2 separate regions of the Mus musculus genome follow, and region 1 is linked to region 2. Evidence: chromatin loops called from intact Hi-C (ENCODE). Cell type or tissue: heart. All regions are shown on one strand. Each heading gives the region's core, and the rest is flanking DNA. Links, peaks and the distances in the headings are about the cores only. Region 1 has its middle 15 kb from the start of Rnase9. Region 2 has its middle 21 kb from the start of Pnp2.

Region 1 (15,527 bases), core at 2,967-10,966, 51 kb before region 2:
GCCCAGATCTTAGACTATGGACATGGTAGCCTTTCCCAGTGACTAAAGAGTTTAGAGAGTGGTTTGGATTAAAGTGTGGGCTCCAGCAGCCATCATAAGCTAGGTGCAGCTCATTAAACAGACAGTGTTAGGGAAAGGCAGAGAAAAGAGATTAATCATTGTAACTACATTGAGAAGATGAAGAAATAAAGAGAGAGGGTAGCCTACCTTGTCCATCTTCAGAATTGTGACATGAGATTAGGGTTAAAGAGAAAAAAAAAAAAAAAGAATCATATAACTAAGCAGTCCTGGTCACAATGTGTCCAAGCATCACCACTCCATTGGCTCTGGTCTCTCTTAGAGTGTGGTGTAAATCATCAGAGCAGGGTGAGATCTTCCTCAGAGACCAGATCTCCCTTGAGGTGACATCGGATTCCAGACTTTTCTTTCTTCTAGCAGGAGACTTCCATGGAAATCCCAATTTCTTGGGAATTATTGGCTCAGAAGTAGCTGAAGGCAGGGACACATGGGTCTCTTTAGAATCTTGTCTTTTGCCAACACAGTTGCACCAACAGTACACATTTCCACTCCTTAACCTTTGGTGATTTCTTACAGTAAATTTACTGGCAAATGGCCAAACTACAACACTGAATTTTCAGAGAGAAATCAACATCAAGACTACTAATACCTCACCTGTTGGAAGTCTTTTCTAGGACTTTTGAGATGATTTATAATGATAAAAATTCAACAAGCTAATGAAGACCTTAGACAGGTAACTCTGTAAGTAGCTTCTGCAATAACTATAGTGAATCTAACACAAGCTATGCCAAATAAACAAAAAAAGTGTCTCAAATATGTAAAGAATTGAAAGTATCCTACATTCAGAGATAAGAGACTCTAAAGACTGAATCAGAAAACTCTTAAAAATGAGACACACTTCTAAAGAAGTAATAGAACACAAAAGCAAAATACAAAAAACAATGGCTTCACTAAATACTAATAATGAACGTGCTGAGGAAAAATCAGAAGGGGGGACAATCCCACTTAAAACACCTTCAAAAAATATAAAAGATAAACATAACCATGGAAGAAAAGACCTCTACAATACATTTTTTAAAATACTGGGGGCTGGAGGGATGGCTCAGCGGTTAAGAGCACTGACTGCTCTTCCAGAGGTTCTGAGTTCAATTCCCAGCAACCACATGGTGGCTCACAACCATCTGTAATGAGATCTGATGCCCTCTTCTGGTGTATCTGAAGACAGCTACTGTGTACTCACATACATAAAATAAATAAATAAATAATCTTTAAAAAAAATACTGAAGAAGTTGAAAGAAGACACAAGTAAATGGGAAGACCTATTATGCTCATGGATTGCAGAACATCACGAATATTCAAGCATTGCTAAGCAACAATGTATAGATTCAGTGTAATCCTGTCCAAAATTCCAATATTTTTCACAAAACTAGGAAAAAGAATATCAAAACTCATATGGAAATAAAAAACACCCTGATTATCAAAGCAATCTTAAGCAGAAAACAATGCCGGAGCTATCATAATATCTGACTTCAACTTATATTACAGATCCACAGTAGGAGAAACTGAGTGAAGTAGTCAAAGCCAAGACAGACAAGCACTGCATGCTCTCTTATATGTTCATCCAACTTTGAATTCCTAGATTAGTATGTGTAACCTGGAGTTTCAGTAAAGACCAAGAGGCTAAAAAGAACTATTAGAAGAAGAAGAGAAAATCAGAAAATGGGGATGTTAGAACTCACATGGTATAAAAGTAGAGTGGGAATACTAGGGCTGAGGAAGCTTACGTGACAGTAGGGGTATGAGGATAAGAGGAGGGCAAACGTGGCAGAGAAAGCTACCAACACTAAAGATGTAGGAAAAGTTCCATGGAAAATTACTATACTTTAATTCAATTTAAAACCATAATTTTAAGCTGGGCAGTGGTGGTGAATAACATTAATTTCAGTGCTAAGGAGGCAGAGGTAGGTGGCTCTCTGAGGTTGAGGCCAGCCTGGTCTACAGTGTGAGTTGCAGGATCATCAAGACTACATAGACGTACCATGTCACAAAACAAAAAGAAACAAAACAAAACAAAACAAAACACAAAACAAAGATGCAGGAAAACCAAAACCAATCAAACAAAAACATAATTTTAAAGAGTTTGGGGGCTGGAGAAATAGCACAGTGATTAAGAGCACTGGTTGCTCTTCAAGAGAACCCAAGTTCAAGTCCCAACATGATAGCTCACAACTGTCTGTAACTGCAGTTCCAAGGGATACAACATCCTCTTCTGGTTTCCCTGGATACCAGGCATACATGTGGTGCATAGCCATATGTTGAGTCTTGCTTGGCTATGTGTAAGGGACAACATGACATGGTTCCTGACCCTGAAACAGAGCTGGCAGGACATGGGCCTCCACAAGTGTCTGTGGTTGCTGTGGGCAAAAGGCTTGTTTGTATGATAATGAACATATTTTCATATTCCTCCTCGGAGGAAGGTCCTCTCTGTTAACATTAACAACCCATGATAATGAGAAGCAGCAGGAGTCTAGGATTTGATGGTGTGTCTAGGTCTTTAGCAAAATCGTAAACACTGGGACCTTCAGGACAGCCCTGAAAGCTGTGGGAAAGAACACTAAAAACTGGAGTTCAAAAATATATGGTTCCATAGCTATATAAAATATAAGGATGCAATATGAATTATATAAGGAGCATCACAGATTAAAGGAACAGAGGCAGCTGAACTATGAGTCAACTTGTCAGAAAGCTACTAAGGAAGGATATAAAGAGACTCAGGGAGAGGTAATCACAGGATGTCCCACCTTACTTACAAGGGTAGGCATATTCTTGAGTTCAGGGTCAGCTTGGGACAGAGCACAGTTAGGTCTAACAGTGGTAAAAGTGCTAATTTCACCCACCTAGCTTACTGTTTGTGCTTAACAGAGGCAAGCAGAGCTTTGAATTTCTTTGCAATGTTTAAAAAAAAAAATGTTTGCTGTTCCTCCTAAAAATCATGGCATTTGGGGTCATGGGATGATGATTCATGAGATAATCAAAATAGAACCTGGGGTAAAAACTGAATTAATATGTAAATTAAATTGGGTTTTTGATGTGCAAGAGATAAACTTTCCAGAGAATTTTTAGAACAGCAAACAGAAACTTCTTGGAGAAATGTCTCAAGCAGAACATAGAGAAATCTGGAAAGCTGTCTCAAGCAAAATAGAGGGAGGCAGCTTGCAACCCACAATTTTGAATTTGAGTCATATGTTTCACCTCTCTCAAACACACCTTCTCTCAGAACCCCTTTCCAAGCTTATGCTACGCCTTGGTAGTCATTTATGCAGGCAAAACACTTACTACTGTTTTTCTAAAGAGATATAGTGCCAAGCTGCTGTCTAAATTTTTATGTGTATACTATACATTAGTACTGATCTCAGCTCTCATCAGGGAAGCAGTTTTTACAGTTGGACAGTGGGCAGATGTCTACTAAATTAATGAACTGAATAATAAAGTCTGTAAATTAAGAGCTACCAAGTGAGATCCTGTCAACAAAATAAGCAACAATTTAAAAATCTACCTTTGCTGGTCATAGTGATACATATCTTTAATTCCAGTACTTGGGAAGCAGAGGCAGGCCGATTTCTGCATTTCAGACTACCATAATGAGACCCTGCCTCAAAAAAACCAGTGAGTTAAATTTAGAAGACTAAGAACAATGAACTTAACATTTTGCTTTAACCAATCAATTTCCCATCTTTAAAATGAAGATAAACTTGTGAAATTTTGAAGAAAATAATTTTAAGTGAAAGAAAAGACCCCAAACCTTCTCTTGTGCACACAATTGAAAGTTGCTTATTGGCATCAGAACATTTTCAATATAGTTCCATGTTTAGTGAACAGAAAAATCTTGATGATAGGCAGGCCTGAAGTTTTCCCTGGGCCTTCTGTCTCTGGCTGATGGCCCAGAAGTGTCAATTAATGGTCCTGTGCCTCCCTGGTAGAACCTGAAGTACCTTTGAAGGGATAACACAAGTATGATCAAAGGATGGAGTTGATGAGGCTAGGAAGATACTGTAGGAGGTATGGAATACTCTGATTGGCCCCATTTATGCACACACTCATCCTTTTCTCCTGACCATCTACAAGAAAAGAGAGACATGCTTAGTTACTTCAAACAACAGTCCAAAGATCATCAAAGATCTATGTCACACTTCAATAGCCCCTAAACATAAAAAGGAGGTACACCACTCTAAAATTGTTTTACTCTATATATGATGTAGACTTGTGATCTCAGTATTCTGAAGATGGTGACAGTAGAGTTAAATTTTCATGGTCAGAGCTAAAGACATAAGGCCATGGTAGAGCACATTTTTACAATATCATGAAGGCCCAGCACCAGAAACCTGGGCTACACAGCAAAAACTTGTATCAAAAAATTACAAGTCAAGCAAGCTCAAATTGACAAACAATATGTAGATACTGTTGGACATAGTCTCCAGAGAATAACTTGTAGGGGAACCAGCAATCAGAAATTCAACAAATAATCTAAACAGCTGCAGTGAGGTGTAGGCACACCAGTTAAGAGAAATAGAAGCTGGGGAACTGGCTGGTACTGACCACTGACAGAGCAGGACACCATTTCAGAAGATTTCTCATACTGTGGTGGCCAGGCAGCAGGACATCCTCTGTGAATCACACTCTGAAAAAACTTATACGATTGTATTCTTAAAAGGCAACAGAAGGAAATAAAATTAAAATTATGGTCTTTTTTTAATTAGTACTCAAAAACAAAAAAAAGAAGGCAGTTTTAGCAATTGAAGATCTGCAAGCAATGTCCTTTAGCTAGGGGCTTCTGCAAGGTATAAGTATATTACAGTTATTCTTTCCATTTCTGTGCCATGTCTTCAGGTAAATTAGCTTTCCCAAGAGGGTGATCACATAGCTAGGTGACTGATAGGCCCAGATGGATTTGCTCTTCAGGGACAAAACAAGAGTATGCTATGTTCTAATCTGTGGTGCGTATCAGAGTGCCGTTTCTCTACCCAGAGCCCAAGGCAGAACTATGAATCTATTCCCTTGACTAGGAAAAAGTAGGTTTCCCTTCATGGACCTCAACAAATCACTGAAACTTCAACTTTTCTATGGGCTGACTCAAATCTTAAGGGGCCAGTTATGAGGCTTCCCTTTTTTGGTAATATTTAAAAAAAAAAGTAAATTGTTTATTTTTATGTTTGGGTCTATGGGCTTGTAAATGCAGGTGCCTGTAGAGGCCAGAAGAGGACATCAGATTCCTTGGAGCTGGAGCTTCAGGTGGTTGTCAGTCACCTATATGGGTACTGTGAAATTTATTCGAGAACTGTATTAGAGTCCTTTAGAAAGCCAGCAGGGGCTCTTCACTGCTGAACAATTGCTTCATCCCCATGTTGTTTTCCTTTCTAGTACTAGCATGGAAATGAAAACCAGGCTCTATGGCCAACTATGAAGGAGAGGTCCATCCTCAATGACTTTTGTGATGGCTATTCCTGGTTGTCAACTTGACTACATCTGGGATGAACTACAATCCAGAAATGGAGGGCACCCCAGAATCCAGATCTTGAGGCTGGAAGGCACAGGCTTTTGATCTGGATCTTGGCATGGGATGACACATGCTTTTGATCCAGAACTTGAGGCATAGTGGCCATGGAAAGCTTAGGCCTAACCAAAGAGGCATATGCCTATAATCCCAGAAGTCGGAGGCAAACAGATCTCTGAGTTCAAGGCCAGCCTTGGACAGAACAAGTTCCAAGTAAAGGACAGCTTAGGTCCAGGTGTGATGGTACACACATTTAATCTGGACCAAACCTTCTGCTGGAGGCCTACATAAGGAGAATGGAAAAAAGGAAGTCCTGCTTGCACTTACCTGCCAGCACATTTGTAGGAATCTACTTCTTCAGAATTCCAGCTTATACAGAAGACCAGCTGGAATACCTAGCGTCCTGGGACTGAGCAAGTACTAGACTTGAATTTCCCATTCACAGCTGCCCATTGTTAGATTAATTGGGCTGAAGCTTGTAAATCATTCTAATAAATTCTTTTAATATAGAGAGACACTCTATAAGTTCCATGACTCTACAGAACCCTAAGACAACTTTCAAGCCTGCTGATATCTGTCTAGCTACCATATACCATTAAGAATTCATAACACACACACACACATACACACACACACGCACACACACACACACACACACACACACACACACACACACATTTTATGATAGCTGCACTGTTAATAAAAACCACGAACTTGATGAGGGAAAATCATCAACATTTCTGTAGTTGCTCCTGGAAAATAAAAAGTTAGATGAGAAAAAACATTAAGGTGTATCTATATCATTTTAATTCCCTATTAAAACAGGAAGATCTGAGCCAGGTTTGGCCCAACAGATAAAGGTACTGGCCACCAAACCTATGACTGGAGTTAAGTCCTCAAAATCTCCATGATGGAAAGACACAGCCAACTCCTTCAAGTTGTTCTCTGACCTCCCTAAGAATACTTAAGCAGTACTGTGATACAAGCATGCACATGCACACATACAATAAATAAATATGCAAATAAATGTATTTAAGTAAAAATATCTTGTTTGCAGCCAGGGCTCCATGGTGAGAGCCTGTCTTGAAAAACCAAGAACAACGTTCTGCTTGTTTGTTTGTTTCTCTTCTAGACCCAGGTGGTTCAGGAACTGCACATTACCATGCAGACATAGCCAAGTCCAAGAACCGCACCACACACCACCAATCCTGAAAATGGCACAGAAATGGTATGTGGTGGTGGTTTAAGTAGGTATGACCCCCATAAGCTCCTGTGTTTGGATGCTTGGCCACAGGGAGTGGCACTATTAGGAGGTGTGGCCTTGTTGAAGTAGGCATGGTATTATTGGAGGAAGTGTGTCACTGGGGAGGCTGGCTTTGAGGTCATATATATGCTCATGTTCCACCCAGTATGGACAGTCCCCTCCTTACTGTCTGTGGATAAAGATGTAGAACTCTCAACTCCTTCTCCAGTACCATGTCTACCTGCATACTGCCACACTCCCCAGTATGATAACTGAAAGCCAGACACAGTTACAAGCAAAAGCAGCTCAGGAAGAAGTGGTTTGTTCAGCTTACATGTTAGTCCATCACCTAGGGAAGCCAAGACAGAATCCAAGGTAGGAACTGACACAGAGGCCATGGTGGGGACACTGGTCACTGGCTCGCTTCCATGGCTTGCTCAGCTTGGCTTCCTGTATAACCCAGGACCACCTGCCAGGAATGGAACTGCCCATAGTGGGCGGGGCCTTCCCACATCAACCATTAATCAAGAAAATTTCCCACAGACATGCCCACAGGCCACCTGAGGGAAGCAGTTTCTCAACTGAGACTCTGCCTTACCAGACAACCCCAGTCTTTGTCCAACTGACTAATAACCCAGAATAATGGGAATTATCAGTCTTTAAAAGCAATTCAAAGGGCCTAGGTCTTTAAATGTGAAGAAGGGACATGAAGAAAGTATATCTCATTTTTAGTGTGATATAAATCTGATTGTAATAATAACTTGGAATAATAATTTAATATAGCAGCAGAGAAATAAGCATGGTGCCTTGCTGTCCGCATTTCTTTTCCCTTCAAATATTGAGGCACATTTATTGTAGCAATGAATTTGAATTCAACTGTTTTTATATAAATATAATATTATTTTTCATCATTTAAATACTAATTTTCACTTTAAAGAGTAAAAAGAGTTAATATATAAAAGCTAATCATATTCCACCATCCAGGGAATTATAAGTATTGGCCTTTTCAGTACAGTTTCAATACATCAGTACCAGCATACTCAACTTTATTAAGAAATCATGATACACAGATGCTGTTAGAGCCAAGCTGTTTCACAGTTAGTTAAAGGCTGATACACTAGCGCCACCTGGTGCTGTATATCATAAACAGTTCCGCACCTGGTATCTTAAAGTTTCAAGTATACATATGCATGCATGCACATGTGTCATATCAGCAACATTTAATTATTTGTGTTTTAAAGAAAAGGCTAAGCTAGGTGCGCAGCAAGATTATGGGAAGGTAAGAATACTTGATTTTTTTCTTTCCTGTTTTTATTTGCAAAGTCCCTACGATTTGCTTACTAATTGCCCACATAATTTGTTGCAGGTAGCACTTATAAAATACGAAGTGAGTCAGGCATGGTGACTCTGGAGGCAGAAGCAGCAGATGATCACTCTATGAGTTATATGCCAGCCTGGGTTACAAGTGAGTTCCAGGCTACTTGGAACTATATAATGAGATGCATACACATACCATGAGAACTAGGGTCAAGCTCAGTAGAGTATTTGCCTAGCAGGAGTGAGGCTCTGTGTTTGAATCCCCAGCACCACAAAGTAATAAATAAATGAGATGTCCAAGGGACTAGAAAATAAACTTAACAATTTTTCATTTAAATATCCTGCATTACTTAGAGAGCTATTGTTTCATAAGTCTAAAAGGGAGCACTTAAATAAATGCACAGTTTTTTGGCTAAAGCAACTGTCTTCCAGTAGTTGGCCAAAATGACAAGCAAGGAGGGAGAAGAGGAGAGATTCTCGAAACATGTTCTCTATGTGTTTGTAAAAACATGGAGCTATTCTGTGTGTGCGTATGTGATATATATATGTATATATACACATATATGTATATATATGTATATATGTGTATATATATGTGTGTATATGTGAACATATGCGTGTATATATGTGTATATATATAGGTGTGTGTGTGTGTGTGTGTGTGTGTGTGTGTGTGTGTGTGTGTGTATCTTGAGGAAGAAGGGAGTTAGTCTTGAAATCAAGAGAATGGACACTGTTCAGAAAGAAATGTCCCGTGAATTTCACTATGCCAAGCTAGAGCAGTCCACAGTGTGGCTCAGTGCGCTGCTGGCATGTGGTACAGACAAACGGGCGAAGGGAGGGAAAGATTCTTGCCAAGAGGGTGTGGGTATCAAGCACATGAAACTCTCTAAAGGTTGATACAGCTTTCTGAAAGAAATGAGGGAAAATGATGAGGAAAAAGAGGGGGCAAAGAGAAGGGTCCCAGGTTCAGGGGGAAAATGGCAGCCTGCTCCTCTTGTAAGCACTATGAGGACTAACAAAAAGAATCAGAGCTACAGAAACCCCTTCCCATCAATCCATGAAACCCCTTCCCATCAATCCATGGCTTCACAGAGGTACAAACAGAAGCAGGAGACCTAGGCTGTGAAAGGGTTTTTCTTAGATTGAAAAGTGGTATCTTCTACTACACACACACACACACACACACACACACACACACACACACACACACACACACACACGCACGCACACACACAAACCTTTGCTTTATTTCATTTTACCTTCCCTTATTTAAATTTACTGGTTTGTTTTGTTTTGCTGAAAGGCTGTGGCTTAGTGAGAAACAAATGCACTCTACTGACTACAAAATGGTCAAGTGTTTATAAAATGTTTCTACTGATTTCAAGACAGTTCCTCTAAATCACCATGGGGAAAAAGATGTAAAAAAAAAAAAAGTCAGTGGAAAATCAGACACGAGGTGTATGTCTTACCTTACCACTGGGAAACTGATACAGGAAACTCTTGAGTTCAGGACCAACCAAGGATATAAAGCTAGACCTTGTCTCAAAGCAAATGCCAATTACTATATGACTCTTGAGCCCCAGACTCAACAATGATCACTGTACTTCTTTTCAGATCTACACCCATGTCAGTGGCGACCACTGTATGACTTGTTGAGTCCCAGACCTTTATCAGTAGTGCTGTCTGCATTATCACTGAGCCTGAGGCCTGTGTCAATGGTAATTAGTGTCTTACTGTTGAGCTCCAGAGAAGCTAATTACCCAGATGGCTAGACTAAACCATTATTATGAATGGCTAGACTAAGTCATTATTATGAATGGCTAGACTAGATTAAGAACCAAGAATTGGCCAGTGAAGTACACTTTAGTGTTAACTACTAGCTGAGAAATGCTTTCACCAAGGAAGAGGACTTAAAAATTGTGGTGTAGGGCTGGTGAGATGGCTCAGTGGGTAAGAGCACCCGACTGCTCTTCCGAAGGTCCGAAGTTCAAATCCCAGCAACCACATGGTGGCTCACAACCACCCGTAATGAGATCTGATGCCCTCTTCTAGTGCGTCTGAAGACAGCTACAGTGTACTTACATTAAATAAATAAATAAATAAATAAATTTAAAAAAAAAAATTGTGGTGTAAATATGTCTTTGACATAATAAAACAAATACTAAAAATCTCAAAATAAATTAATAAATTCTTCGAAAACAAACACTGAGGAGGATATAATTATTATTAGGGTCTAGGATACAGTCAAAAAAATTAGTTCTAGAATGTAGAAGAACATATAAAAAAAACAATCCATTCAAACCAATATTTTTTTACTGTGTTCCAGAGAGAGGAGAGACAAATGTTTTCCCTATCAGCCTGAACATCTGAGTTTCATCTGACTCCCAAAAGTTAGCTATCCTCTGACCTCCACATGCATACCATGGCATACAAAACTTGAAAATTTACCAACAAAAAGTTCCCAGGCATGATATTTTAAAAATGTATATAATTATTATTGTGTGTGCAGACATGTGCCCTGGTGCATATATGGAGGTCAGAGGACAACTTTTAAGATAGTTCTCTTGTTCTACTGTAGGTTCCAGGACTGAAGTCAGCTGGTCAGGCTTGCACTGCAAACATTTTTATCCACCGAACCTCTCTCACCGGTCTCCATACCTGAAAATTTGAGTTTCTATAGTAAAATTTACTACATTGACCTATGACCTATACCACCTAAACCCTTGAAGCTGAAAACTAAAAACCTCAGAAAAGCGTCCAAGATAAACGAAAGCACCACTCACAACAGCTGTCAACAGACTGCAGACATCTGGGTGGCAATGGCTTTAAAACAATTCATTTTCAAAGTTCTATGGCAGAAACTTGTTGCCAGTCTGCAATGGCATAAACAGATAAACTGTCTCTCAAGTAGAACAGAATAACTTCACTATGCAATAAGCACTTTCAGCTATGAAGTCACTCCCAACATGGCCTCTCCTCTTAAGCACACACGCTCATAACTTAGGGATGCACTGTGAAGGAGGGTGGAGGGTGGAAAAGAAAAGAAATATAAAACCGGTGGGCAGGTGGAGTGAGGAGGAAGATCCAGGAAACACTGAAGACAGGGTAACTGTGTGGAGCAGACCTCCGGCAGAGGCCACGGCAAAGAAACCTCTGGTGAAAGTCTTGCTGTCTAGGGGTCTGGATCTGGGTCATTTTCTCTGCCAGCCAAAGATTTATTTTCTCTGATGGGCAAAGAATTAAAAGGTAGGAGATGTCTTGAGAGCCACAGGTAGTAGTGGGGAAGAGGGCCAGACCTTGAGCACAACAGACAGAATCAGCCAGTAAAGACAGCTTCAATTAGGGGTAAAGACACACACACACACACACACACACACACACACACACACACACACACTAGGTAAGGTTGAAGGAGCCAAGGACAGCTGAAACCTAAAACTGCACTCTCTCTTAGAAGGCTTGGGGATGGAGTGATGTCTTTGAAAGATCTTTGTGGTTGCTCTGTGTGAAAACATGCAGAATGGCTGATTGGTACACAACTGTTGGGTACTGATCCTGCCTTGAACTTGGAAAGCCCTGAACCAGTCCACCAGCAGGGAGCTTTACTAGCTGGAGAGAAGGCCAGAAAGACCTTTGTTTGAAGCTGCCAGGTTTCTGTCTCAGGTCAAGAAAGTGAGCAAGTTAATCGTCCTTGTTACCATCCTTTACCTAGTCATGGATTCTTTCCCTCTGTGCTTGCCTATCAGGGAGTCTGTCTAACTCATAGTCCCTCAAAAAGGAGAGAATTTGTTAGGAAACTCTAAGAGAATCCATGAATTTGAAGATTACAGTGGAAGAGGAAGAGGAGGAAGAGAAACTTAAAGGCAGTAATAAACTCCAAGAAATACACAATGTTGCTGTTACCCAATGTTGGGGTGACAGCCTGAACCCCAAGCTAGGTTCAGCTACCCATCCACACACAATAAGCCAAATAAAAAAGTCAAAATAATAGTAGAAAGCAGAAAAAGGAGATTTATTCAGTGTGACCACACTGGGATGAGGGACAAAGAGATCCAATGAAATCTTATTTATTTATTTATTTATTTATTTATTTATTTATTTATTTATTTATCTATCCAATGAGATCTCACACCTGTTTTAATTCTTGAAATAAAGCTTGCAGTGTAACTAAAGGATGAAGATAAACCAATCCTGACCCACACCATTAATGCCAGTAACCAGGAAGCAGAGGCAGGCAGATCTCTGAGTTCCAGGACAGCCAGGGCTACACAGAGAAACTTTATCTCAAAAAAGCAAAACAAACAAGTAAAAAGATGTGCAGTGCAGGTCAAAGTGTGGTCTTGCCCACCACTGACCCATCTCAGTATCTTTGCTTTAGTCTCATCCTGTAAAGTGATCTGACAAGTTGCCAGAACCTTGGGACTTCTCTTTCCACGGGAGATAAACCACACCTTCAGCTTTTTGTTCTCTTAACATGAAATTCCTGGGGGAAATATCCATTTCCTTACAGTCCATTGTTTTAATAGTCTGATCAATTAAATGAGACAAAAATGTCTCTTTAGGATATTCGTTTCTTCCAGACCTATTTATGTGCTTTGTAAAACTATAGAAAGGAATGATAAGAATCATTTTTCTTTTTTTTTTTTTTTTTTTGAAACAGGAACTCATAAGTCAGAGCTCAAATAGGCACTGAAAATGCCTTCTTGGGTTTTCTGGGCCCCTCCCCACCTGGAGTTTGCTGGGCTCTCTCAGCCTATGCCTGCTCTCCAGGATGTGTAGCTTTTTTTCTTGTTAGGAAAGGGGTTTTTAAATCTTGCTTTTGTTCTTCCAGAGAGGCTGGAGGCAGGGATCTTTATCCTAGTTTGTGCAGTGCAGTGTGGGCTTCTGAATCCCCAAGTTAGTGATCAAAGAGACAGTGAGGTGGGCAATGTGAGCACGGGTCTGCATGCTCACTTCCCTCTATCCCTGCCTGGCTCCGAGTTCCCTTTCCCTCTTCTTTTGACTCCTTTTGGATAAGCAGGCTCTGGGGAAGGGATGAGACAGAAAGGGCATAAGGAGACTAAAACAGGTACAATAAAAACACGTAAAAAGCACCATAAAAACACAGAACAAAAACATGCCAAAATGTTCATGTAGTACCATACTAGTAAACCGAGAAAGGTGAGCTGAAACACAGCTTTAAAAGCAAGGAAAGTGAGGAGGAATGTGGGGTTTATCTCCCAATCTGTTGTAATGCAAAATTAACAGCTAAGATATAAATAATAAGTAGAATAGAATACATAGAAAAGGCCCCATTTCTGAAGCTACTGAGGGCAGAGGTGCTGATTCTTAGGCTTGAACTGGAGTTAATAAGTAGTGGGTGTTAGTCCTCTGAGGCAGCATAAAGAGACAGAAGGCAAAAAAAGACCAGAGTCTGATCTTCAACAGATGGGACTGTCACCTTCAGGGGGAACTTCAAGAAAGTGTGTGTGTGTGTGTGTGTGTGTGTGTGTGTGTGTGTGTGTGGCCATCTTGAACATGATGACTGGAGATCTTAGCCACTCCAACCAATTTCCCTATATTGTCCATTGTTTTTTTCTAGTGCAAGACCCACACCCCTGTGCCCTCTTGCTGTGGGGACCCAAATCTTCTTGGGTTGGCCAGATCACCAGAAAAACACACAAGAGGTGGATTCTCTCAGTCCCACAAGAGGATATTGACTTCCCATTCTCTATGCCCCAGCATGGACTCTTGTAGAAAAAAATCTCTTGTGCACTGTATGGATGCAACACCTGTCAATTAAAACTGATTGGCCTGTAGCTGAGGCAGGAAATAGAAGGTGGGACATCCAGTAGGCAAAATGGATTCTGGGATAGAGCCAAGTATAAAAGGGTTTCTCTGGGAGCATGAAGGAGGTCAGAAGTATGGAAGCTGAGCAGAGGTAAGCAGCCATGGGGCAGAACTTAGGTTAGAATAAATGGGATTGAAGAGTCCTTTCTATTCCATTTTGTTTCCACTCAGAAACTAGGCTATGGACCATTTGCTATCTATCCTGGGTGTACTCTGCTTCCTTAGCTGATCTGCCTGTTTGAGTTGCTGTGGGGTTAGAAGCTACAGTCTCCAGCTTAGCACCTTGTGGCGAGAACAACGAGAACAGCGGGAGGCTAGGTAAAGCTTCAACATGGAATTGTGCTTCTCTAAGTCTCAGAAACCCGGAAGGGGGAGGGGAGGGCTGCCTCTGCCCTTTGTTCTCAACACTTGTACAACTTTCAGAGTGTGTTCACGTGGTAAATAGATCAGTATGAGTTTACACATAAATTTAGGTCATAAATTAAATAAGAAGTTTATAACAGAGAATGTCTGTATACATATCCACTAGGAACAGTTATCGGCTCCTACCTTATAGGTTCATAGGAAGATAAATACCACGACTAAGCTGTCCTTGAAGTTTTATATAGATAAAACAAGTCAATATCTTTTTTCCTTTTCCTTCGAGACAGGTTTTCGCTGTTTAGCCCTGGCTGTCCTGGAACTCACTCTGTAGACCAGACTGACCTCAAACTCAGAAATCCACCTGCCTCTGCCTCCCAAGTGCTGGAATTAAAGGCATGCCACTGCCCAGCTCCCAGTCAACATATTATCTTCTGTTTTTACACCTGTGGTCCTGTGGTATATATCTTCTTTATGACCTTCAGTTAATGGTTTTTTATAACCCCTTGGAATGTGCCCTAAGTTGTTTTGTTTGTTTTTTGTTTTGTTTCTGAGACAGGATTTCTTTGTGTAGCCCTGGCTGTCCTGGAACTCACTCTGTAGACCAGGCTGGCCTTGAACTTGGAGATCTGCATGCCTCTGCCTCCCAAGTGCTGGAATTAAAGGTGTGCGCCACCACTGCCCAGCGTGTGCCCTAAGTTTTAAAAGTCCATTGTTATCTCAGAAACAATAAGCAGTTCTGTTATAAAACATCCTCGAATATCTCTGTTTGGTGTTGGCATTCAGAAACAAAGGTGACCTTAGCATGCTAGTTGCAGAATAAATGTTCATTGGTTTTGCATACTACCTGAGTCTGGAGTCTTCCTTCAGTGAATTTTGAACCCTTACAGGGATATTAAATTATGTTCTAACCAGGGAACAGCCCAAAGCTGTGGCTAGCTTATGGCCTAGGTATTTGTAAAAAAATATTTGACTCTCAGAGTCATTATTCTAGGAGCCTGGGGCCAGGAGGAAAAACTTGGATTTTACAGACTCTGGTCATGCCCATGAAGAGGGAAATACTTCTGGGCATGCTCAGAAGGAAGAGGTATTTTCTTCCAATTCATGCTCACTCTCCACACACTGGAGTGGCTCTGGTAAGTAAAAACAATACCCCCTTTTCTCTCTTTAAGGGAGGTATACCCAGCAGCCTCAAGATCTGAAAAC
Region 2 (15,527 bases), core at 4,072-12,071:
CAGGCTCCCAAGGACTGAGAACCTCTGGATGCCTGCTTCAGATACTGTCAGGAGGGTCACTGGGCCTGAGTCTTCAGGCTATCAAGAGGGACAATGAGCTGCTGACTGTCCTCATGTCCCTCACAGCATGGAGACATCCAGCCCAGATTGTCTTCCAGACTACCTTCTAGGTCTGACAGTGAATGACTGAGGGGTCTTGGGCTCCCTTGGCCTGACCACTCTCATCTCTGACCGGGAGCCTTGGGCAGTCATCACAACATTGGGGTGATCATCTCCTTTTTTTCTGGACACTGGGGCCACTTTTCCAAACTTGATGAAGTTTTGATGACCCACCTCTCCTTCTTGTTGTTCCCCTATTGTTGGGGTAGAGGGACAGCCTCGCTTACCTCACCAAACCCCACCACTTAGTTGTATCTTTAAGGGTATCCTTCTTTCTTTTTCCCAGTGGTGCCAACCCACCTTCTTCCCTTGCTGGGAAGAAACCCCTTAGCCAAAGTGGTAGCCTTTATTTCCTTTGCTTTCCCAAACTACTTGACCCCAGGACCATTCCCCTCCTCCTCCTCCTCCTCCTCCTCCTCCTCCTCCTCCTCCTCCTCCTCCTCCTCCCTCTCCCTTCCTCTAAACCACATAACCTAACACATCTTTCCTTTTATTGGCCTCCAGATGGATCCCCACGTATGGGACACCCAAAATTCCTCTATAGCCAAAAGTCATCCTCCTCATCATTCAATTACAAAATCCCAACAAATATATTACCCAGGCTTAATATCCTCTCTCTTTTCTCTCATCTATTCTCTCTCTCTCTCTCTCTCTCTCTCCTCTCTCATCTCCTCTCCTCTCTCTCTCTCTCTTTCCTCTCCTTTCTCCTCTCTCCTCTCTCTCCCCTCCCCCCTTTCTTTCTTCTTACCTCTATAGAAAAGGCCTCTGTGCCCCACATTTTTCCCCTTTAACACTCCCATATTCGCCATTTTTAAAAAACCAATGGAATCTACTTCTTAATTCAGGATCTCCGACTTAATAACTCAGCAATGGTTCCCCTTCACCCCATAGTACCAACCCCAATACTCTCCTCCCCATCATCCTCTCAGGGACCTCTCATTTCTCTGTCCTAGACCTCAAGAATGCCTTCTTTTCTATTCCTCTTAACCCCCAGTCACAAAACATCTTTGCCCTTGCTTGGACTAACCCAGATACTCACTTTCCACACAAGTCACCTGAACTGTCTTACCCCAGGGGTTCTGGGACAGCACACATCTATTTGTCTCTAGCCTCTGACTTATTCCCTCTGTCTCTTCCTAGATCCAAGCTTATATAATGCATAGACAATATTCTTTGTAGTCCACCCCTGCAAATTTGCCAGGTTGACACCTCTACTTTATAAAACTTCCTGTATGGCCAGGGATACGGGGGTCTCACCCTCTAATATTCAGCTGTCCACCTCTTAGGTTACTTATCTGGGATTAGTTATTACTGAAACTCACAAGGCCGTTACCCTTGATAGGAAACATTTAATTTGGTCATTTTCTGTACTCACCAGTAAGTACAAAATTTTATCTTTATCTTGGGATGGTTGACTTTTTATACTCTTAGATCCCTGCTTTCTTTCTTCTTGCCTACTCCTTATATGAGGTATCCCTTGGCCCCTCACATGAACCCCTTCTTATACCCACTATTAGTCCCTTTCATACGCTTCAGCAGGCCCTCCTCCAGGCCCTGGCCCTACACCTTCCAGATTTGACTCACTCCTCACTCTGTGTCATAGGGAAGGAGGAATATGCCCTCAGGGTCCTGGGTCACTGTAAGGGTTTCATGCTGTGAAGGGACACCAGTACCAAGGCAACTCTAATATAGGACAACATTTATTGAGGCTGTCTTACAGTTTTAGAGGTTCAGTTCATTATTATCATGGCAGGAAGCAAGGCAGCGAGCAGGCAGATATGATGCTGGAAAAGGACCTGAGTGTTCAGCATCTTGAGTGGAAGGCAGCAGAAGGAGACTGTCCTCTGCAGACAGCCAGGAGGATATTCTCATCCTATATTGGGCAGAGCCTCAGCATAGGATTCTAAAAGCCCACCCCCACAGTGACACATGTCCTCCAACAAAGCCACACCTATTGCAGTAAGGCCATACATCCTAATAGTACCACTTCCCATGGGCCAAGCATATTCAAACCACCACAGTCACCCTTTCTCTATCTAAGTCATAGAGAAGGAGGGATATGCCCTCAGGTTCCTGGGTCACACCTTCTTACTCCATGTCACCTTCTTACTCCATGTCAGAGAGAAGGAGAGATGTGTCCTCAGGGTCCTGGGTCATACCTTCTCACTCCATGTCAGAGAGGTAAGAGATACCCTAGGTCACCCCTTATCATTCCATGTTAGAGAGAAGAAAGGATACATCCTCAGGGTCCTGGGTTGCCAACTGTGATGGTTTTTTGCTTCTGTTACATACTTGTCGAAAAAATTGGACCATACTATCCAAAGATGGGGACTCATCTAAATGTTCTGGTTACAGCCAGACTTTTTTTTTTTTTTTTTTTTGGTTTTTTGAGACAGGATTTCTCTGTGTAGCCCTGGCTGTCCTGGAACTCACTCTGTAGACCAGGCTGGCCTCCAACTCAGAAATCCGCCTGCCTCTGCCTCCCAAGTACTGGGATTAAAGGTGTGTGCCACCACTGCCCAGCTTACAGCCAAACTTCTTATATGAAAATCAGAATGGTTAACCTTCAGGTCATCCACTACTGTCTTCGGCACCTATCCCACCTCCTAACATACAAGGGTGACTGACTGTTTCTCTAACCATCAATTATCAGTTTGCCTCTCGGTTTATCCAGAATCTCCAGCGGGTAGCTCAGGTTGTCCTCACCCTCCAGGGCCAAATAGACTCACTGGCTGCCATAATGTTAAATACAGTGAGGGGAGAGTTACTAATAGTAAAGAAGTCTCTGCCTCTTCCTCGGGGAGGAATCAACCAGTCAGGTAAAATAAAAGATAATATCTATCCAGTGGCAGTGGCACATGCCTTTAATCTTAGCACTGGGGGGGGGGGGGGATCTCTGTGAGTTCTTGGTCAGCCTGATCTACAGAGTGAGTTCCAGGACAGCCAGGGCTATACAGAGAAACCCTGTCTCAACTTCCCTCCCACCCCCCAAAACAAGCTTGGTATGGTGGTGCACATCTTTAGTGTCTCAGTACTCAGGAGGCAGAGGCAGGCTGTTTTCTGTGGGTGAAGCCAGCCTTGTAGCAAAAACTAAAAGCAGAAGCAAAGCAACGACAACCGAACAAACAAAAAACCACAACCTTCACTCAGGTCAAGATATAAATACTCCTCCATTTACAAGTCATATCCCCACCCCACCCCCACACAAAGAGTCATCACAGGAGTAATTTCAGGCTGGAGCAACATGTGTTCTCTTCATTAAACTGCTACGTGCTCTGGTCAGGCAAGGATGATTGTCGAGGCATTTGATAAAAATCTACAAAACGAGCCCTTTCCTTGAGAAGTCTATGCACTTCCAGGGCTCCTGGTCAACAAGCCACTCAGGAGTCATTTACAAAGCCTAAGATAAGGACAATATATATTTGTCAATGACATATGTGTGAAGCATTGTTCTCCAACTACACAACATCTACCATAAGCCCACCTATATATATAGTAAGAGTGTATATTTGGCTGGGAGAATGGGTTCTTTCTGTTGTTATATTTTAAATGGTTCTACATTCATATATGTTGCCTTGGTAACCTAACCGTATAATATTTTTATATAGAACGTGACATCAAAGACCTATTCTTCTGTCTGTCTGATGCTCCTCATTATACCCTTGCTTCTGGGCTTTAATAAAATAGGCCACTTACAAACCACATTTCTCAATGGGAATCAATAGTTCCTTGAACCTCCCCCAGACACTTCCTGCCTAAACTACTGCCCACGCAAAACAGCCCTTTAAACTGCTCTACCAGAACAAACGGCTTCTGTTACCCCTGAGTGCACCTCTTAGTACATGGATTCTACCCACAAACCTCTCTTGCTCCTGTGAGGTTCCTGCCCCCTCCTATCATCTGAGTCACTCAGAGCCTCTATCTCCTGAGGTCAGCCTTACTGAAATGCTGGATTGAAGTTGAGAATTTCTCAGTTGGTTAACTACAAGGTTGCTCTTGCAGGTTTCTCTGGAACCTGCCACAGTCCTCACTCCTACAGATGCAGCTCTTGGATCTCACCCTGAAGCAGGTGGAAAGGAATGGAGGTCTATGAATATGTACTTATTGTAGCAAGTCAGTGACCTTGACATCCCGCTGTGTGTATCAACCCAACCCCAATGTTTTGGATGACTTGATCTGAAATGATATATTTTATACATCACAGGTAAAAAGCTTCTCCATAAAGCCTAATTGGGAATTCTCTAGTCCCTGAGTCAACACATCGGAAAGGTTTTTTTTTGTTTGTTTGTTTGTTTGTTTGTTTGTTTGTTTGTTTTTTGAGACAGGGTTTCTCTGTATAGCTCTGGCTGTCCTGGAACTCACTCTGTAGACCAGGCTGGCCTCGAACTCAGAAATCCGCCTGCCTCTGCCTCCCGAGTGCTGGGATTAAAGGCGTGCGCCACCATGCCCGGCAACACGTCAGAAAGTTATTCAATAACTTTTTAAATTATTATTTAAAAAAAATGTTTATAGGCATAGGAGTTTTACCTATACAGGTCAAAATACTGGGACTGGAGACTGTGAGCTGCCATGTGGATGCTGGGAAATGAGACTAGGTCCTCTGGAAGAATGGCCAGCTCTTCTTCAGCCCCTTCAAGTTCTTTTCTGTAGAGTGTATCTACTCTTCAGTAGCATCTCCTTCCTTTCTTAATGCACCTTCCAACATTCCCAGAAAATCAATGTGGGCCAGGTGCGATGACAGTTATGAACCAGCCTACCTCCATCTTAGGGTTAAAAGCCATCGTATAGTAAACAGGTTCATTCCTGTTTGTGATTAAATCTGTTTCCCAAGGGCTGGGATATGCCTCACCTGTAACCTTAACTACAAATGGTTCTGTACTGCCTGCTCCAGGAAGTGCCAACCATGTCTTTCTTTCAAAAGGTTGTTATGACCACCTTCGTATGACCACATTGTTATGACCACTTGTTATGCTGTTCCTGTAACCCTGCCCATTAGCCCGCCAAATCCCCCATTTAGAAATCCCCTATAACTGAACTATAAAAACCCTTATCTTGCCCATGTCCAGTGTTGACCTCTTAAACCCCAACTTAGGGAGAGGCAGCCAGTATACGTGAATTGAGAAGCTTGTTTTGATTAATTTGCCCATGATGATTTGGGTGGGTGATTTTTCTCCTTGAATCTTTGGGGTTAACACCCCTTGCTTTTAATCCCAGCACTCAGGAGGGTAGAGACACATGGACCTCTGTGAGTTCCAGGCCATCCAGAGCTACATAATGGAACTGGGGACAATACCTTGGGGTGGGGGTGAAAGCAGTGAGGGGGTTGTTGAAATGTAAACAGTCTAAGGCACTCCCTTCCTTGTAGGACATTCAGGAAGGTCATCTGGGAGTGGAGGGTTGAGAGAGGTGCTTAGAAAACAAGGGCAAGGCTGCCAAAACAAGGCACCCAGGGCAACCAAGAGGACAGTGAGCAGTGAAGGGGTTGGTTGAGACTGGAGGCCAGCCAGCCAGCCCAGCACTGAAGTTTAACTGCAGGAGCTAGAAGGGAGGGAGGGAGTCTGGGTCTCCTTTCATGTCTTGGTGAGGTTTGGCCTAGTCCTAACTCAGAATGTTCCAACTTTTCCTTTTTACTGGTTTTTGGTGTGTTGTTGTTGAGTTGTGTTTTTACCAAATATGCTTTTCCCCAGGCATTTGATTTTCCTTGCTCAGTCTATGAAGCTGCCTGCTGCCATGTGGCTAACCTCCAAACCAGCTTAACTCAAATGGCTTTTTCTGTTTTATTCTCACTTTTCCTCTGGGCAGCTACTGAGATCTACAGCTTGGGATGTTTTTCTTTTAGACTCTAAAAAAGTGAATGAACAAACTTTGTCTCTTGTTGACTTTCAGACTTGGTTTGCCTTTTAATTATTTCATTGGTAGAGAAAAGAAACCTGTTCCCGCACCTCCACACAGTAAATGCTGGCAGAGGCTCGTAAGTCTCAGGATGTGAGCCCTGGGCAACCTTCTCCTCTAAGTTCCTACTGCCTACCATCACCGATTTCTCCTGGGCCCTAGCCAGGGTGGAAAGGAGGCAGAGAGAATGGCAAAACCCAGAGGTCTCATCTTAAAATGAACAGCAGATAGTTATGGCACAGCTACTTTAAGTCATTGTAGCCTGGACACAATGATTTATGTCACCCCCAAATTCCATGTTCCAATGTGGAAACAGTTTCATGAAGTTTTATAGTTTCACAGATCAAAGAAAGCCTTAAATCAAAGCAAGTTTAAAACACATTGGTGGGGGAGGTGGGGGGCCTCCGAAAAGATGGCGGCTGCTCCTGCCGGTGTGGGCCGCCTAGAGGAAGAGGCGGAAAGAACGGCTGAAGGCCCTCCGGGAGAAAACCGGGCGCAAGGACAGGGAAGATGGGGAGCCACAGACCAAGCAGCTCAGAGAAGAGGGAGAGGAAGTTGGGAAGCACAGGGGACTCAGGCTCAGGAACTATGTCCCAGAGGATGAAGACCTGAAGAGGAGGCGGGTCCCCCAGGCCAAACCAGTGGCAGTGGAGGAGAAGGTGAAGGAGCAGCTGGAGGCAGCCAAGCCAGAGCCTGTCATTGAGGAAGTGGACCTGGCCAACTTGGCACCCCGGAAACCTGATTGGGATCTCAAGAGAGATGTGGCCAAGAAGCTAGAGAAGCTAGAAAAGCGGACCCAGAGAACCATTGCAGAGCTGATCTGTGAGCGGCTAAAAGGCCAAGAGGACAGCCTGGCCTCTGCAGTGGACGCCACCACCGGACAAGAGGCTTGTAACTCTGACTGACAAGTTCTCCGTGTCCCATCTGATCTGTTCAGCACACACATCCTGTGGGAAGATGGTCTCAGGCAGGGAGGGGGTTAGGCTGGCCAGTACTTCTGGGTCTTGAGAACTGAGCCAACCTACTGAGTCTCAGTTTCTGTTGGTGTGACCTGTTCATCGCCCAAGGGTGCCCACCACCCCGAGTGGCTCAAAGCTGGGATCTGTACATATGTATGCAAACTGAGCTTTTTTCAACTTCTGCAAATAAACCTCTATTTAGTAGGAAAAAAAAAAACACATTGGTGGGACAGCAGAGAGATAGGCACAAAGAGATGAGAGAAGCTTTCCTGTGAACACAAGATCTATCTGATGACATTCTTAGCTTTTTTTTTTTTTAAGATTTATTTATTTTCTATATGAGTACATTTTGTGTCTTCAGACACACCAGAAGAGTGCATCAGATCCTATTACAGGTGGCTGTGAGCCACCATGTGGTTGCTGGGAATTGAACTCAGGACTTCTGGAAGAGCAGTCAGTGTTCGCTCTTAACTGCTGAGCAATCTTTCCACCCACATTCTTAGCTTTTGGGTTGGTGGAAGCTAGTGGTCTGCTAAGTTAATAGAGTTCTAAAGTTGTTTTTTTTTTTTTTGCTAGTTGCAACATGTCATTAGTTCAGACAGAGGTGGGTAAGGAATGCTGTTCTGGAGGTTGGGGTGGTAGCTAGAACTTAGCCCAAGCTAAGGTAATGAGCCCCCTGGACCTGCAACATTCTGATCTCTCTACAGTTCTAATCGGTCAATCAGTTTGCAGGCTTGGCGTCTTTTCATGAGTTTTCAGTACAGTCCTGGGAGAAGTGAAAGAGGCTTATGTTGGAGAGGAGAGATGGAGACTGGTGCCCGAGTACCCTTGATTCAGAGTTCAGAGGGCATAAAGAGGAAGATGATGAAGGCAAAGTTTAATCAGGAAAATATATAATGGTTGATCCATGCCCCACATGGTAGTGCATGCCTTTAATTCCAACAGCTTAGGCCTTGTCTGAAAGAGAGAGAGAGAGAGAGAGAGAAGAAGAAGAAGAAGGAGGAGGAGGAGGAGGAGGAGGAGGAGGAGGAGGAGGAGGAGGAAAGGAGAAGACAAGAAAAAAGAGAAAAGTGTTGGTTCATGTACAATGGGGGAAATTGGGATCTTTGAGAATGGCAGAGACCCCAGTGACTTCTCCTTATCTCACCAGCTCCAAGAGTAAAATTCACTGTTGTCTGTGAGGCAAGTTTAGAAAGGAATTTTATCATAAGATTTTACAGACAAGAACTTAAGAGAAGTAAAGATGGCACAGCGCCTATCCAAGAGAAGCCAGTTCCTCGAAAGCTAACAGGACCGTTTTTACAGGAGTGATGGCAGAAACAGGGTGAGGTACAGAAGCAGCTCATCGGGACAGCTGACACACCAGCAAGGTGTCCAGGAGCCTCTCCGTTTCAGTCAGATCCTCACAAATAGTTTCCAGGCTGAGGGGGAGGGGGTGGGGTAGGAGACCGGAGGCAGGGGCCTTTTGTGCTCACTTCTGTTGTGTAAAAGGCAAAGAGGAGGATAACAAGAAATCAGACACGGGACTAGGGCGCTCTCTTCTGGAATGCTTTGCCTCTAAGACATAACTAAGTACACTTCTGATCTCTGGACAAGTTTAAGAATCAGAACTGCTTGATTTCAGAGTTCCTTCCTGAAAACTGTCCGGCCAGTTTGTACCATCCCCTTGGGCTCGTTTGCATAGCACAGGCTTTCCGCACACAGTTCGACTTACAACTTTATGCATTGTGCCTCTCATACGAGCAGTATCAGGGCCAGAGGTACAGCTCCACACTGTCACACAGCAGCCTGAGAAGCTTTCTTAATCTTTTAGGGGTCTTGAGCAAAACTGGATCCTTGGTTCAAAGAGATGGTGGGGCAGAATTTAGGACGAGTCAGTATGAAAGGGGCTGTTATTTCAAATGGAGGGAGGGGAGCAGTCAGAGGAAGAGTCCTTAGGCATGATGAGAGCGTGGACATGCGCTTCTCAAATAAGTTGCAGTCTAGTAAACGATGTTTTAAATCTCAGATTCTAAACGTGGATGTTGAGAGAAAGCAACATGCCTGGGGAAACAATAAGGTATTCTCAAGTGTGGGCAGGAGCGTCTCAAGGGAGAGCTGCCATAAATGTCTTAGCAGTGACTATGTGTGCCATTTTGGTGGCTTTCAAATGACATCTGAAAAGGCTGCTAGGATTTTTTTTCTCCCCTTCGTACTTTGTGTGCACATATGCACGTGTGTGATTTTATTTTATGTTTATGGGTATTTTGTACGTCTATACAACAAGAACTTGCCTGGTGCCTCCAGAAGCCAGGAAAGAGCGCTGATTGGATTCCCTAGAACTGGACTGTTGTGAACCACCATGGAGGAGCTGGAACCCAAACCCTTATTCTCTGGAGGAGCAGCCACTACTCTTGATGTTGTTTGTTTGGCTGCTTGTTTGTGTTGGTTTGTTGTTTTTGTTGGTGGTGGTGGTGTGTGTTTGTTTTTTGAGACAGGGTTTCTCTGTGTAGCCCTGGCTGTCCTGGAACTTGCTCTATAGACCAGGCTGGCCTTGAATTCAGAGATCCACCTGCTTGTGCCTCCTGATGCTGGGATTAAAGGCTTGCACTGCCACCACCACCAATATCCTTAATCAGTAAGCCGTCACTCTTCTATCCCTTACTTCTTTTTAATGAGTGGCTCCAGAGGGGTCACTAATGGAATAATAATCTGATAAAGCAAAGCCAGGAACCACTGGAGATGTATAAATGATTTGGAAGTGACTTTTATGAAGAATAGTATTCAGGGTAATATTCTTAGAAAATGTGGGTTTAAAGCTGGAAAAAGAGCAAGGCCTTAATAAATGTTCATTGTGTTGGAATTCTTTTGTAAATTTATTATTGTTGTTGTTGTTGTCCTGTGTACATTTTATGATTGCAGGTGTGTGTGTGTGTGTCATGGAACATATGAGATCAGAGGAAAACTTTCTCCAGTTGTTTCTTTCCTTCTACCATGAGGTGCAGAGATTGAACTTGGGTCCTTGTCTTAGTTCAGGTTGCCATTGCTTACAGCTTCAAAGGGTTAATCCATGACTTTAATAGTGGAGAGCATAGCAGCAGGCAGGGACAGCAGCAGGGAGGAAACAACAGCGGGTAGGGACTGCAGCAGATAAGGACAGCAACAGTTAGGGATAGAAGCAGGTAGGGACAGCTGCAGGCAGGGACAGCAGCAGGTAGGCAAGCACAGCGCTGGCGCGCAGTAGCTGAGCACTTATATCTGATCTGCAAGATGAAAACAGAGAGAAAGTGAACCTGGAGCTGTCAAGGACTTGTAAAACCTCAAAGCCCACCCTCAGTGACACACCACCTCCAGCAGGCCACACATCCTAATCCTTCCTAAATACTCCAACAACCGGGATCCAAGCATTCAAGTATCTGAACCTTAGACGTACAACAGTCTTAGAAAGAAAAAGAAAACAGAATATATACAGGCAAGTTTTTACTTCACAAGCCTCCCATCTCTCACTTCATTTAACCCCAGAATGAAATAGAGCACACACAATAATATAATAGGCATGGGGCTATTTTTCCAAAGATGCCATTGAACCTATTAAAACACATTTTATTGCCATGGCCAGGGCAGTCTTCTGGAATTCTTTTCTTTCAGGTTTGGTGCATCTTTAACTCAACTCAGCTCAGCACATTGACCCATAGTTACCTGCACAAGAAACGAAAAAGATGTAGCTAAGAACATACCTGTGCCGAGCTTTATTTTATTTTATTTTATTTATATGGAATTTTGCACCACATTCCGAAAGTGCCCACATAGGCCAGAAGAGATTCAAGGCATAGTTAAAGATGGTTATGAAACATTGTTTCTGTGCTGGGATTTGAACCTAGGACCTCTGGAAGAGCAGCCAATACTCTTAGTCCACTGTGTCATCTGTCCCGAACCTTGTGCTAAACATTTGAGAACTACCAACCTGCTTTCTAAAATGGCCAAACCATTTTTCAGTCCTGCTAGCAACAGGGAATGCACTGTTTCTTGACATCTGTGTCAGCACTTGTTAATTTTGGTCTTATTTATCACAGCCATTCTAGCAAGTAGAAATGCTATCTCCTGGGTACTCATCTTTCAGAGATAAGGATGGATTTCAGAGTCTAGGCGAATGCAGCAGTGAGACACATCCACAGTGAAATGCTATCTCATTGTAACTTTCTATTTTAAAAGAATATTAATTAAAAAAATATGTGTATGTATGTGTGCCTGAGTATGTGTATATAAGTGCAGGTTTTTAAGACAACCAGAGGTGTCAGAACCGATGGAGTTGGAAGTGCAAGCATTTGTAAGCTGTCTGATGTGCATGTTAAAATGAAGTCCAGTTCACAGCAAGAGCAATCTCCCCAGCTCACCTCTACTTGAGGAATGTCAAATAGCCTCAATTAGCCTATAGGAGCAATTTCCTTTCTCCTGACAAAACCTGTTCAGCCAGCATGCGAGATTCCTGAAAAGCTTCCCCATGCTAATGAAGCATTCTAGGTACCCTAAGCAGAGTGATCGTATGGTACCCGGGAAATAGCATTTCCTTCCTGGGACTCCTAGTTCCATTAATAAAAGAACTTAAGAACGGACAGAAGCTCAAGGACAAAGAACAGAGTCAAACAGAAGCTTAAGGATTTGTTAAGAGTTTGAAAGAAAAAACCCTAGGGCAGGTGAGCTGTGAAATCTCACAGCTGCCTGCAAGGGAAGAGAAGAAAGGAAAAGGAAAGGAACCAAAGCCTTAAGATAAGGCCACCAAAGCTACCTGGCAGCCACACAGTGTGTGTGTGTGTGGGGGGGGGGGGGCGGGGGAACCTTTAGAAAAAGATGTTTTGAAAGCATGCTTAGGCACTAGCCACCATCCAAAAAAAAAGGACATGGCCTGGAGAGATGGCTCAGTGGTTATGAGTACTTGTTGCTCTTAAAGAGTTCTATTTTGCCGGGCAGTGGTGGCACATGCCTGTAATCCCAGCACTTGGGAGGCAGAGGCAGGTGGATTTCTGAGTTCGAGGCCAGCCTGGTCTACAGAGTGAGTTTCAGGACAGCCAGGGCTACACAGAGAAACCCTGTCTCAAAAAAAAAAAAAAAAGTTCTATTTCCAGCACCCACATAGCAGATCACAACCAGGTATCCCAGCTCCATTGGATCCAACACCCTCTTCTGGTCAATATGAGCGCCCGGCATGCATGTGGCACACAGACATACCTAGAAGTAAAAAGCACATTCACATTGAAATTCACATTCATTTGTGCCAAAGGGGTATCTTGGCAGTCAGGAGGTAGTGGGTGGTGGAATGTTGTGCCAACGAATACCACAAAATCACACCATGAAACAAACCTCACACAAGAGATTTCTTAGGGGAGGAGGGGACACAAAGTGGCTGCTCTGAGTGAGGATGGAAGTGACCGCTGACCAGGTTGTGATGGTGGGCTTAATGGGGGTGGGGAGGAATGGAGCAAGTGCATAGGGAAATATATCAAAGGTAGAAGTGTGCCACATTGGTTGTTAGTGATGGCAGGGCTGTTGTCACTGAGTCATTGAAGGTGGGTGAGGGGTAGGGAAGCTCCTGGTTCCATGACGTGTGGTTCTCAGTTAATTAACATACATAGAATAAAAATACATAAATATTTGGAGAGGGAGAGGAGGGTGTGAGAAGGAGAGAGGAGGAAGGGAAGGAAAGGGAGGGGAGGGGAGGGGAGGGGAGGGAAAAGAAAAGGGAAGGGGAGGGGAGGGGAGGGGAGGGAAGGGAAGGGAAATAGTTGCATCTTGGGTAACTTCTTGGTGGCTCCTAGGCACTGCACCAGGGGTTCTGGGAAGAGAAAGCACGTTATCTTAAGGTGAACCTGGTCCCCTAGCCAGGTATCCAAACCTATTCCATGGGGCTGAACCTTAATGGAAAAGACATGTTTCCATTTAGAGATAGGTTCCATTCTCTGTAGTAGGTGCAAACTAGCGATGGATCACAACATTCTGAAAAAAAAAATGAACCAGGTTAAACAGTTATTTATCCAAAAGTCAGGGAACAAAATCAACTGATACAAAAATGAGTACCAATTCCAGCTCTGCTCCACAGGACTGGAATGGTACCCAAGTCTTCATGCTAAGTAGTCACTCTATCAGTGAGTCACATCCCTAACTCATGCCAGTCTCTTTTGATCAGATTAACTGTCCTGTAAGCAAGGAGGAAGCGGCCAGAGCCCTTCTTTAGGGCCTTTAATCTCAAAGATGGGAGGAGAAAAACCACCAGCCCCAATCATCATGGCCAAATTAATTAAAGCAAGCAATTAATTAGAGCAAGCTTTTTTATGCCTGAAAGGTTAGCATTGTATATGAGGAAGGCTCGGTTTTTATAGTTCAGGGGCACGGAGTTTCTAAATGGAGGATTTAGCTGGTAAAATAGGTGGGGGCTACAAGGATCAGCACATAAGTATAGAAAGTTAGTCATAATGACCTCCTGAAGCAAAGATATGATTGCAGGGTGGTTGTAACAATGTAGTTGTGGCAACAGGTGGTAATAACAATTGAAACAAAAGTTGAGTTGCAAGATGATTTTGTAACAAAGACATGTCTTCTGAAACAGGTGGTACAGGACCATTTGAGTCAAGGTCACACTTGGGGCCTAGCTTAATCCTTGAGCAGTCTAATCATAAACAGATGGACTTAGTTTGTCATCTTTTCTAAAAGGTGGCTTTCAAGTCTAAGATGAAGGACAAAGGTACTTCGTAAGTCTTCAGTGCATACTAGTGGTTCCAGGCCACTAGTGAGCGAAGAAGAGCAGCCAGCATCCAAGGAAACCTGGTGGTCCCTGTGTAGGCTGGTTTTGTGTCGACTTGACACAAACTAGAGTCATCAGAGAGGAAAAAGCCTCAGTTGAGGAAATGTCTCCATGAAATCCAGCTGTAAGGCATTTTTTCAGTTAGTGATCGATGGGGAAGGAAGGGTCCAGCTCATGGTGGGCTGTGGTCCTCCCTTCTCCCCAGGGTCTGTTGGCTCCTGGCCCGCACAGACAGAGGGAACAGAGCAGAAGAACATGGTTCAGCCGACCTGTGAGTACTACAGAAATGACAGACTTCCTGGATCAGCTTCAGAGAGGCAGCTCAACTTTATTCGGAGTCACAGGATATATAGTTTGGGGGAAGCGGGTAGGGATTTTCAAAAGTGGTTATGTACCATGGGCTGAAGCTTAGGGTGCTAGGAATGCCTCATTTGCATGGAGAGGCATCTCAAGAATTCTAGGTGCTTGGTGAACAGGCTTTTTATTAGGAAAAAGGAAGTTGAACCTCACCAAGGACTGTGTGCCATTCTTCGGGTAGAAGATGTGGGGGTTGGGCTCCTCAGGTCAGGCAGAGAAGAGGAAGCCCTGCTAAGAAAAGAGAATTCTCCATCTTGCTCCAAACTCAAGAGAGCTGTCCAGACAAGGAAGACTGCAACCTTCAGAAGGAGGGCCCTGAAGCAGTGGGTGATGCTGTCCCTGGGTTGGTGGTTCTGGGTCTACAAGCAGGCTGAGAAAGCCAGGAGTGGCAAGCCAGTAAGTAGCACCCTTCCACAGCCTCTGCATCAGCTCCTGCCTCTAGGGTCTTGTCCTGTTTGAATGCCTATCCTGATTTCCTTTGGTGATGAACGATGACGTGGAAGTCTAAGCCAAATAAGCCCTTCCTCCTCGACTTGCTTTTGGTCACAGTGTCTTGTCAAGGTAATGGGAAACTCTAAGACAGCCACATACTAAAATTTTCATATACATTCTTACTTGCCCTAGCATCTCGGGGGCTTCAAAGGCTCTGTAACATTTCATTACATTTAGAGTGAGAATATTTAAAACACCAATACTAAAAACAGCAGCTGAAGGCAGGCATGATAGCATATGCCTGTGAGCCAAGTACTCAGGAGAGAGAGGCAGATGGATCAGGAGTTCTCAGGTCATCCTTAGCTACATAAAAACTTGAAGGCCAGCCTGGGCCATGTGAAACCCAACAGGAAAACAAAAAAAGCAAGAGGCAAAATGCTGCCCCTCCCCCAGCACACAACTAAAGAAAAGAGCCAGAGAACAGGGCTGAGAAAGGAAGAAGTTGGCAAGTGAAATACAACATGCAGGAACCCAGGAGACTCACACTGAAGCAGGAGAATAAAGATTCCGTGGGTAAAGTTGTTTGCTGCCAAGCCTGACAACCTGAGTTTGACTCCTGGGGAGCCACAGGGTAGAAATCGAACATCAGATCCCCCCCTCCCCAGGTGTCCTGTGATATTGTATACCCTTGTACTTATCCAAACACACACACACAACACAACACACACACACACACACATACAGATACACACACACACACAACACAACACACCACGATAGAAAGATAGATAAATGTAATTTAAATACAATGACAAAAATAACAATATGCCATCTTTCTTCCCTGGTTGGAATTAAATGGTGTTCATGCTTTGTCGGAGCTAGGAGTCAGTGACAGGGGCAGTGACTGTGTGTTGTTTATTCCAATAGGGAGATAAGGATTCATATTCTGAGCT

Evidence for each region. A loop is a pair of places that touch in the nucleus more often than their neighbours do. Peaks named below come from ENCODE experiments on the same cell type or tissue, not always from the same donor. Only the 100,000 strongest peaks of a DNase experiment are listed, where the experiment ranks them.
Region 1: it touches region 2 in a loop (7-fold over the local background); 8 of 42 quality-filtered maps call a loop at or near these places.

The regions. Positions count from the first base shown.
Region 1 is chr14:51,019,341-51,034,867 of GRCm38, reverse strand. No RefSeq gene overlaps it. Among named protein-coding and RNA genes, the nearest start is that of Rnase9, 15 kb to the left of the region's middle. In heart, for the core only: a CTCF peak has its summit at 7,954 (motif pointing left); a DNase peak (open chromatin) is centred at 7,947.
Region 2 is chr14:50,969,873-50,985,399 of GRCm38, reverse strand. It overlaps the pseudogene Gm8518. Among named protein-coding and RNA genes, the nearest start is that of Pnp2, 21 kb to the right of the region's middle. In heart, for the core only: a CTCF peak has its summit at 8,555 (motif pointing left); a DNase peak (open chromatin) is centred at 8,529; H3K4me3 peaks cover 413 bases; H3K27ac peaks cover 570 bases.